2 separate regions of the Homo sapiens genome follow, and region 1 is linked to region 2. The links are chromatin loops, found by intact Hi-C in ENCODE. Cell type or tissue: A673. All regions are shown on one strand. Region 1 overlaps CDK14 (cyclin dependent kinase 14). Region 2 overlaps CDK14 (cyclin dependent kinase 14).

The links. A loop is a pair of places that touch in the nucleus more often than their neighbours do. Peaks named below come from ENCODE experiments on the same cell type or tissue, not always from the same donor. Only the 100,000 strongest peaks of a DNase experiment are listed, where the experiment ranks them.
Region 1: it touches region 2 in a loop (13-fold over the local background); 1 of 110 quality-filtered maps calls a loop at or near these places.

What each region holds. Positions count from the first base shown.
Region 1 is chr7:90,619,778-90,624,777 of GRCh38, reverse strand. The region is part of intron 2 of CDK14 (cyclin dependent kinase 14); the gene reads right to left. Among named protein-coding and RNA genes, the nearest start is that of CDK14, 26 kb to the right of the region's middle. In A673, no CTCF peak of the experiment used is centred here; DNase peaks (open chromatin) are centred at 57, 1,977, 2,877 and 3,297; H3K4me3 peaks cover 548 bases; H3K27ac peaks cover 5,000 bases.
Region 2 is chr7:90,775,822-90,780,821 of GRCh38, reverse strand. All of the region lies in intron 4 of CDK14 (cyclin dependent kinase 14), which reads right to left. Among named protein-coding and RNA genes, the nearest start is that of CDK14, 180 kb to the right of the region's middle. RefSeq lists an enhancer at 3,651-3,710. In A673, no CTCF peak of the experiment used is centred here; a DNase peak (open chromatin) is centred at 2,111; H3K27ac peaks cover 4,168 bases.

The DNA.
Region 1 (5,000 bases), 160 kb after region 2:
AAGCTCAGGGAGATTAAGCAACTGTCTGTTCATGGTAACAAAGCTACTAAGTGGTGGAGCAGAGTTTCAAATCCATATCTAATGCTAAATCCTTCTCATAAGCAGCTTCCTGTTATCACCAAACCTCTGCTCCAGTTTGTAATACTGTCAGAAATATCTCATTTTCTCCTATTCTCAGGGGATGGTTGCTAGCCACTTCTCTCTCTTTCCTCTTAGCCAAACTGCCAGTACTGCCTCCACAGTTTGAGCTGTTGGCTCTTGAGGTACCTAAAGAATACAAAATAGGATTTATGTTTCTCACTGCTATGTAAACTTAAGCATTCAGGTCCATAAATCTAGAACACAGAAACACAGAATATAGAGAACAAAATGCGTTTGTCTGAATAGAAAATTAGAAAGTGACTCATTATTTGTCATTAATGTTATGAAATAGAAGAAATAACTACCTTTTCGAAATCCACATTGCTAGGGTTTCTAGGTCACATACCTCCCCTAATCTGATGCTGAATGCAATGTCTTTAAATCCTGACCTTTTCAGGAGAAGCAGAATAAGGGGGTGAGGGTGAGAGGGCAGGAAACCTGGGTCCCAGACAAAGCTCCACTGTGAGAACAGAAGACTGTGGCCTGGGGAACAGCACTTACCTTCCCTGAGTACAATTTCCACCTCTACAAAACAGAGATGAAACTACATGTCCACTCCTTCACAGGGCTGTTTTGTTGCAAAAATTCACTGAAATATCATATGAAATTGTTTTGTAAACTATGAAGCCCTACAAAATATGTATTATAAATATGCAATGACACTCCTGCCTAATCTTAGCAAGCATGAAAAGGGGTTTCAGGGCTTCTGATGATGACAAAGAGGAAGACAGCAGTCTGTGCCTCTAATCCCACACACCCAGTAACCCAACCTTCCAGATGAAATCTTCACTGGACTTTCAGGTTCAGGAGCTGTGTTTTAAAACAACAGTGAGAGATAATAAGCACTGATTTAAATAAAAGGCTTGAAAACTCCAGGAAGGCATTATCACCACTGTAACTGCCATCCTAATCAAACCTCTGAGGGATGGCTCAGGATGCTCAAGGGGAAAGTTAATTGCTAGACTTTCTGATCAAGTGTGAGACGGTGAAAATTTTACCTTAAAATCACTGAAAAAAAACCTGATATTCACAATACTTACATATTCTACTTTTTAATAAATTGAAAAAGAAAACTTAAAAAAACAACTAATACCTTAAAATCTAATATTCAGAACACTTCAGGTTTTCCTTTTCAGTTGTGCTTTTTTTCCTTCCTTCTTTCCCACTATTGCCATGCCAGTATCCCAGTCTGCCATCAACCCTGCCAAAGAGATGCATATATACAGAGAAAAGCCCTTTAAAGAAAGCAAAGTAACTATAAAGATATCAAAATTCAACTAAAGAAACAGCTGCCCATTTCTTAAAATAAAAGATGTCTAATTATTGGTATTCATGTGGTCAGCCTACACCCCCAGAAGGGCACAGATCCACTCTTTCAGTCACAGCAGAAATCCTTTTAAGCCATTTGACATCCTGCACTGTGCAGTTTTAGACCTACGTATATGTCTGGGTTAGAGGAAAAACACATGATCACAAACTCTATAAAGAAAAAAGATTACGGAAGACAAAGACAACAAAAATTTTAAAATAAATAAAAAGAATTTTTAAAAATATATATATAATACGAGAAAGCCAGTGAGCTGACAAATGGCATGCTATTACATTAATAATGGAAACTATGAATATTCATTACACAATTGTCATAAATAGAAGGACGGAAAACCAGAGAGTGCAGATGGAGCAAAAACTCAGAGTGCTAAAAAAAAAAAAAAAGAAAAAAAAAGAAAGAAAACACATGCAGTCTCAGACAATATTTTTTAAGTAGGATCCCTGGGTGGAAACTTTGATCTGAGATAAGATGGGACAGTAAAGAAAGAATTTCCTTATACAAGGTAAATAAACAGTATAAACTACCCAGAATGACAGGAAGAGCTTTCAGTAAAAACACAGTCAGGGTAGTCTTCGCTTAGGATGTTTTGGAAAAAGGATAATCTAGCTCCCAAATCACAAATAAGGTTAGTAGATATTGCTTCACCCTTCCACACTCCCACTACCCACTTAGAGAAGGGACCACCCCAGATAAAAATCCAATGCACTAATGTGCAATCTCAAATGCTTTTAATTTTTATATATCTTGGGAATGAAGAAGAAAACCAAAAATATGAATAGGATTAACCCCAAAACATGTGCTCAGGGATCACAACTTTTATGCCCAATTGCATGCTGAGGACTTCAGAGAAAGATCACCGCGTTAGATTGACAGTTTTTCTACTAATAAAAGTTTCAAGAAAAGTACAGAAAACTCATAAGCTCAAGATGATAATGCATACATTTACTAAGCAAAAACATTACCACACAGACAGTCATTTATTTTTTTAAATGTGCACAGAATATTCCAAATTGTAGTTTCCAAACAACAGGGATAAAAAGATGCAGGCACTAAATTATTGACAACACTCAACATCTGACCGGTACTTTTTAATTAGCTAAGAAAGACTCCAACTCCTTAAGGCAAATGCCACAGGATTAATAGTAAATACCTGCTCTAAGCAGGAAAATCCATTTGCTTGCAGCACTTCCATTGTACTTCGTTTCTCAATTAGTCCCACAGCCTAAGGCTACCCTAATACACTTTTAGCATTAATTTGCAACTTAAAAGTTACACAATTCAAGTAAATGTAACCCAATCATCATCAAATGCAAGCAACTTTCAATGTTCCCTTTCAAAGGCCAACAATCCAGCAGGTCTCTCCAGCTGCTACTTAAACTGGCGTGAGGGCCGTGTCTGGGTCACCTCCACTTCTGGAGCTTCACTAGCCCTGTGACCCTGTGCTAGTTGCTTAACTTCTCTAAACTTCCGTTTCCCCATCTGTAAAAATAGAAATAATAGTGCCAACATTACTGGGAAAATTAAATAAGGTCCATACAGAAAAAACATTTAAGATAAATCCCATCCCCATGAATAAACAGTTGGTGAATTCCTGTGGCAAAGGAAGGAAGGAAGGAAGGCAGGAAGGCAGGAAGGCAGGAAGGAAGGAAGGAAGGAAGGAAGGAAGGAAGGAAGGAAGGAAGGAAGGAAGGAAAAAAAGTCTGAATTATGGGAACAAATTCACCTAAAAGACTCCAAAAGTATTATCTGTTTATTCTCTCAAGCAACTTTTATTCAGCACCTACTAGGTGCAAAGGACTGTTCTGAAAGAATGAGATTCAGAGAGAGGTAGAAATGCTGTCTCTGCCCTCAGGAACCTTACACAGTCTTGCAGGGGGAAGAGAGTATTTTAAGGATGTGAACATCTGCTCAAACAACAGGTCCCAAGACTGTGATGTCTACAATGGAGAAAATGCCCCAGTTACTCAACACATGAACACAAGACACATGGAGTAGAGACAAAGGGGCTTCCCCTGCCAGACAATAAACATGAGCCAGTACAAATGCAGGCAAACAAGAAAGGGAACCAAGAAGAATCAGAAAACCTCTGGCGAGGCACCAACCCAAAAACGAGGAGGTACAGGGAGATTTTCCCTCCCTCTGTATCTGGGGTAATCATCATAGACCTCTGGAAATCCTGTGACCAGATGCACACTGTAGATGTGACATATGTGAACGCTGTTTCCTTCTAAAACATGAGTTAGTAGTGCTCACATATGCAGAGCTCCTGACTGTCTTGTGGGATGCAAACTCCCATCCACCAAAAACCACCTGGCATACAAACCCCACCAGTGGACATTCCTTTTCTGCCAGATCCAGTAACACGTGGTCATAGCAAGGCCACTGTGATGGGCAGAAGTGGGGCAACAAAAGGAGGAAGCCTAAATTTGGACTTTACAGACTCAGTTTCCCCCTCTTTAAAATGTGGAGGTTCCTAAAATTAGACTGCTGGTGTTCCCATCATAAAGCCAGGAGTCTCCATGTGCCCCTCAGCTTGTGCCCACAGATGTGAGGACTCATGTGGAGGATGGCCCAAATGTCACGTGCAGCACCACACTGCATGTGCCAATGCTTTGAGAGGCACAGCCCAGCTCTATGAAACGGTGGTGCCTGCTCCGTGCCAAGACCCTTTACAGGAATTACAAGCATTATTTCATTAATTCTTACAACTTTGCCAGGTGGAGAGGGTTACCTCTGTTGTACAGATAAGGAAAAGGAGACTACTAGATGGCCTCACACAGATTATAAATAGGGATACGGGGACAAGCTGGAAGATGGGTGAAGGAGATTCCAGCGCTCTTGCACTTTCCACTCACACCCAGATTCTGAGGTTGTTCAGGTGGAGAAGCGTCACTCACCGCCGTCTGGAGAGCACAGAGTTTCAGCTAGAGACAGCATTGTCATTGCCCCTGACATGCCAGTGCCAATCAATCGATCCACCAAAAATAAAAGAAATCTCAAAGAAAAATACCCAGCCCAGTCAACTGAGTTAATAATTAGATAATTAATTTGATAAGTTAATAATTTGTTGAGTTAATAATTCCTGTGGCTTGTCTGTGCCTTGCTGATCCTTGAAGTGGTAGATGTCCCACTGAAAGCTCATAAATATTTCTCAGGTTGCCAACTAGACAAAAATACTATACATTGATACATCATCTTGTAGGACATGTATTACAGAAACATTTAATATACATACTTGTAACAGCAAGGGGATGTCAACTAGATCATGAATAAAGAGTCATATCTCTCTGTATTTGTTTTTGTTGTTGTTGTTTCGAGAGTCTTGCTCTGTCACCCAGGCTGGAGTACAGGGTCACAATCTCGGCTCACTACAACCTCTGCCTCCTGGGTTCAAGCGATTCTCCTGCCTCAGCCTCCCAAGTAGCTGGGACTACGGGCTTGGGCCACCACACCAGCTAACTTTTGTATTTTTTAGTAGAGACAGGGTTTTGCCATGTTGGCCAGGCTGATTTCAAACTCCTGGCCTCAA
Region 2 (5,000 bases):
CCAACCCAAATGTCCAACAATGATAGACTGGATTAAGAAAATGTGGCACATATACACCATGGAATACTATGGAGCCATATAAAATGATGAGTTCATGTTCTTTGTAGGGACATGGATGAAATTGGAAATCATCATTCTCATTAACTATCGCAAGAACAAAAAACCAAACACCGTATTGAACAATGAGAACACATGGACACAGGAAGGGGAACATCACACTCTGGGGAATGTTGTGGGGTGGGGGGAGGGGGGAGGGATAGCTTTAGGAGATATACCTAATACTAAATGACGAGTTAATGGGTGCAGCATACCAACATGGCACATGTATACATATGTAACTAACCTGCACATTGTGCACATGTACCCTAAAACTTAAAGTATAATAATAATAAAATAAAATAAAAATAAAAATAAATAAATAAATTTATAAGTTTTAAAATGAAATAAAAAACCTAATTGGTCATTTTGGAGGGTATTACAGAATCATTTCATTACTTTAAAACTTTCTAAATACAGAATATATCAAACATTTTCCTTCCCTTTCATACCCTTTCATATACACTGTACCTCAGTATAATTAAATATTGTAGTTGATTTGAGGAAGTTTCTCTATAGATGCACTGCATGTAACAAATGAAGACGGAAAGACAGAATTTGAATATCACCATTTTGCTAACCATAATCACTTAGTAGATTATCAACAGTTAGATTCTGACCAAGTCTAAATCTAACTACTTATTTAAAAGGCATAAGGGAACAAGTTAAATAACACCATTAGGAAACAATAAGGAAAATCCAGACTTCTAAAGCTCTATAGGAGAAATTAATCTGTTTCTTCAACAAATCAACTTCAAGGGGAAAAAAGGCATGGTAGGGGTAACCCATGGACTAAAAGATTGACATGTAACTGCAATTCATTGCAATGTATAGACTCAATTTTTCTGGATTCAAACAAAGTGTATTTTAATACTGTATAGTTGATATTAAGGAACATTTAACTTTTTACATGTTATCATATAGTATTGTCATGTGTTTTAAAACACAATGCTTATCTTTCAAAAAATAAATCTAATATAAAGTAATATAAGGTCCGGGGTTTTCTTTCAAAATAATTGCAGGGAATGAATATAGATGAAATATGATCAGTCATGAGTTGCCCATGTTTGAAGATGGGTGATGGCTTCATGGAAGTTTATGACTATGCTCTCTACTAGTTATTTTCTATAATAAGTTCTTTTTTAAAGAATACAATATGCATTGGTATAAATGTGATAAGGGAAAATCTCAGCACGCTATATAAAAGAAATAGGGAGGCTGGGGCAGGAAGATCACTTCTGACCAGGGGTTTGAGACATGCCTGGGCCACACAGCAAAATCCCTTCTCCCTACAAAAATTTAAAAAATAGTTGAGCATGGTGGCACGTGCCTGTAGTCCCAGCTACTTAGGATGCTGAGGTCGGGGAACCACTAGAGCCCAAGAGTTCAAGGTTATAGCAAGCTATGATTGTACCACGCACTTCAGCCTAGGCAACACAGCATGCACATCTTTTTATATTTTTTTCTTTTTTTGAGACGGAGTCTCACCCTGTTGCCCAGGCTGGAGTACAATGGCGCAATCTCGGCTCACTGCAACCTCTGCCTCCTGGGTTCAAGCAATTCTCCTGCCTCAGCCTCCCGAGTAACTGAGATTACAGGTATGCACCACCACGCCCAGCTAATTTTTTGTATCTGTAGTAGAGACGGGGTTTCACCATGTTGGCCAGGCTGGTCTCGAACACCTGAACTCACTATGATCCACCCCTCGGCCTACCAAAGTGCTGGGATTACAGACGTGAGCCACCGTGTCCAGTTGCCCATGTCTTAAAAAAGAGAAAAGAAGAGAGAAAGAAAAGAAAGAGAGAAAAGAGAGAGGAGAGAGAAAAGAAGGAAGGAAGGAAGGAAGGAAGGAAGGAAGGAAGGAAGGAAGGAAGGAAGGTCGGTCAATTTTTACATTCCACAGGAAAGGATTAAGCTGAAAAAAGGAAGATAAAAGAATAAACCAAGAACATTCCAGGCAGATGGAACAACCTGCACAAAAGCTCAGAGGGTGAGAATGTGATGTGTTAAACAAAAATAAAGAAGAGAAGGAGGAAGGGAAAGAAAAAATGGGGGAAGAAGGATAGAGCTAGTGAGGTGTGGGTGGAAGAGCTAGAGAGGACAGGAGCCAGATCACGAAGGGCCTTCTGGGCTGCATAAAGGACTGATACAAAAAACACTGAAAGATCTTAAGAAGGGTAACAGCATGATTAACTTCTGTGTCTGCAGCTCACTCGCTATGGTGTGGAGAATTCCTGCAGGAGCACACAGTGGGAGCCGGAAGGGCAGTCAGAAAGCTGTTGTGGGGCTCTGGGTGAAACTTGGTGGCTATTCTCACCAGGGTACTGGTAAGAGCAATGGGAAAAAAGGAAAATGGTATTTTGAAGACAGAACAAACAGGCTGTTAGGATAAACTGAATTGGGATACGGAAATTATAAAGGATGACTCCATTACTTCCTGATTTTAGCATCTAAGTGGATGTAGGTATCATTTACTGAAATGAGTGAAATTAAAGGATGAAAGATTTAGACAAAATGTATCAAGAGTTCTGTTTGGGAAAAAGATCTTAGTCTGGGAACATCCAACTGGAGACATAAAGGAAGCATTGGTATTTATGAGTCTGGATCTCAGTAGAAAAATCTAGGCCAGACATATAAATTTATGAGTTACTTGGGGGACTGCAAGAGACAGCCAGTTTTCTGTTAAAGCAGAAGTAAACACTCAGAGAAGAGGTAGAAAATATGTAGGAATTTCCTGATCAGAGAATGATGTTCTATATCTAGAACACATGGAAAGAGCCTAAAGGATGGAGGAAAGGGACAGTGTGGGGCACACATTAAGAAACATGATACTTGCAAATGGTTAAAAACAAAAGGGAAGAAGAAATATGAGGGTGCAGTCTGAGGCATAGTGGATGATCAGGGAGTTTTTTTACTTTGGATAGTGCCTGGGATATGACACAGTGATGTGAGGCACAGAGGATTCCATCCTGGCAGTCTCTTGGAAGCAGTGGAATAGAGGCTACTGTTTTGGCTGCTGCTCGGCACAGCTGCCCCTATGTGCACTAGGCAAAGCATGGAGAGGGATGGGCCGAGCTTTTGCAGCTGCACAGATGACAAGGTACAGGTCCTCAACCTTGGCTACATATCAGAATCACCAGAGGAGATTTGAAACAACAATGCCTAGCTCTGCCCCTGATTTAACTGGTGTGGGGTAAAGTCCTAGCATCTGTATTTGTAAAAACACCCGCAGTGATTCTAACGTGCAACCAGGACTGAAAATCATTGTGTTAAACCTTCAGGTTCCAACACCAGCTTCTCACTGCCTCTCTTCCTTTGCCTGGTCTCTCCAAAACTGAAGTCGCCTTTTTACTATAAACATTCAAAAGTTTTTCAACTATTTTGAGTGTCCTCATAGTTGAAAGCTCAGTGGTAAACAAATGAGCCAAGTCCTTACCACGTAAAAGAGATACTGAAACAGCACCTTACTGGAAAACTTACTACTCTCAGGTATAGCTGAACAGCCTGTTTTAGATCCACCACCAGCAACAGCACATCATCCAACTGCCTATGATCCTCTTATCTACCAGAACATAACTGGGAACATTTAGCAACATTTTTAAAATAAGCAGATATATAATAGCTACAGTGTTCTGCAAGTCTACTAGCTTAAAAATCTGATCCAAACAAGGAATTAAGGTTATTTAAGTATGACTTTTTTTTTTTTTTTAACTAACTTCGTGTCACTATTTTGCTTTCTAATTGTTGAGAAACCATCGGAACAGTATTTTCATTAGAGAAGGGGGAACAAGAAGAGCGTGCAAGGGGAATGTCACACCATTTCCTTCGGTTCTGGTTCATAGATTTATCGTCTTCTGTAAAGGTTTGGACATCTCAAGACTGCTAATGCCTCTCCAATTTTTCATAGATCCTCAAAGATCACGGACAGTGATGAAACAGTTTCAACTCCAAATTTCTTTAAAATTCTGTGCAACAGTCATCTCAAGTCTTCAATCAGAACTCCAAAGAGAACCAAAGTACTATCAAATGTCCTAAGACATTTGTTAATTTAATTCACATCTACATTTGTTCTGCACTTTCATGCCTGAAACTAACTCTCCCTGGAAACAATGATATCAGGAGGTGAGTGCTTGCACTTCTTCTGTGACCTTTCTATCCCCATGACCCCTGTGTGTGTGAACTTTAAAGCCGAGCTCACACTCGGTTTCTAATTCTTCCACTTCTCTCATTGAGATGACTTGTGCTTATCTGCTTTGATGTTTGATTGTTCGGTTTTGAGAGACTTTAATCATCCATTTTAATACATTAACCTTCTGGAGTTTTAGGGCTATGGGTTGTATACTTCTCAGGACTTTGAAGAGAAATACTTCCTAGATGCAAGGAATTGTTCCAGGTGGAGCAAGAAATAACATGCATACAGCCCTTGAGGAGATTACCAGCTAACAGAGAAGACAGGAAAGTACCAAGCAACCAAAATGAATGATGAAAGAAGGAAAAATTCTAAACAAAAGTAAGGCAAAGTTATCAAGGACCAGGAATGGAAGAACTCCAAACACATCAAAAGAAGGCAAAGCACAGGAAAAATCTCCAAGTCATCCACAGAGGTAAAAAGTAGTTGTTTACACATACTCTTGAAATTACTAGAGAAGGGCCGTGTTTGATGAGATGGGATAGTTTCATAAAAAATAAGTAAATGTAGATCCTTATGAGTTTTTCAGATTGATTTTTCACACATACTGAGATTTGAAACCTACTATGTTAATTAGTTCTCTATGAGTTTTTATACATAAACATAATACCCACATGTACCATATAATGCCACATGTACCATATAATACCCACATACACTGAAAACTATGAAGAAAGGAATTCTGTGAAGGCAAACAAACACCAAATAACAAAAA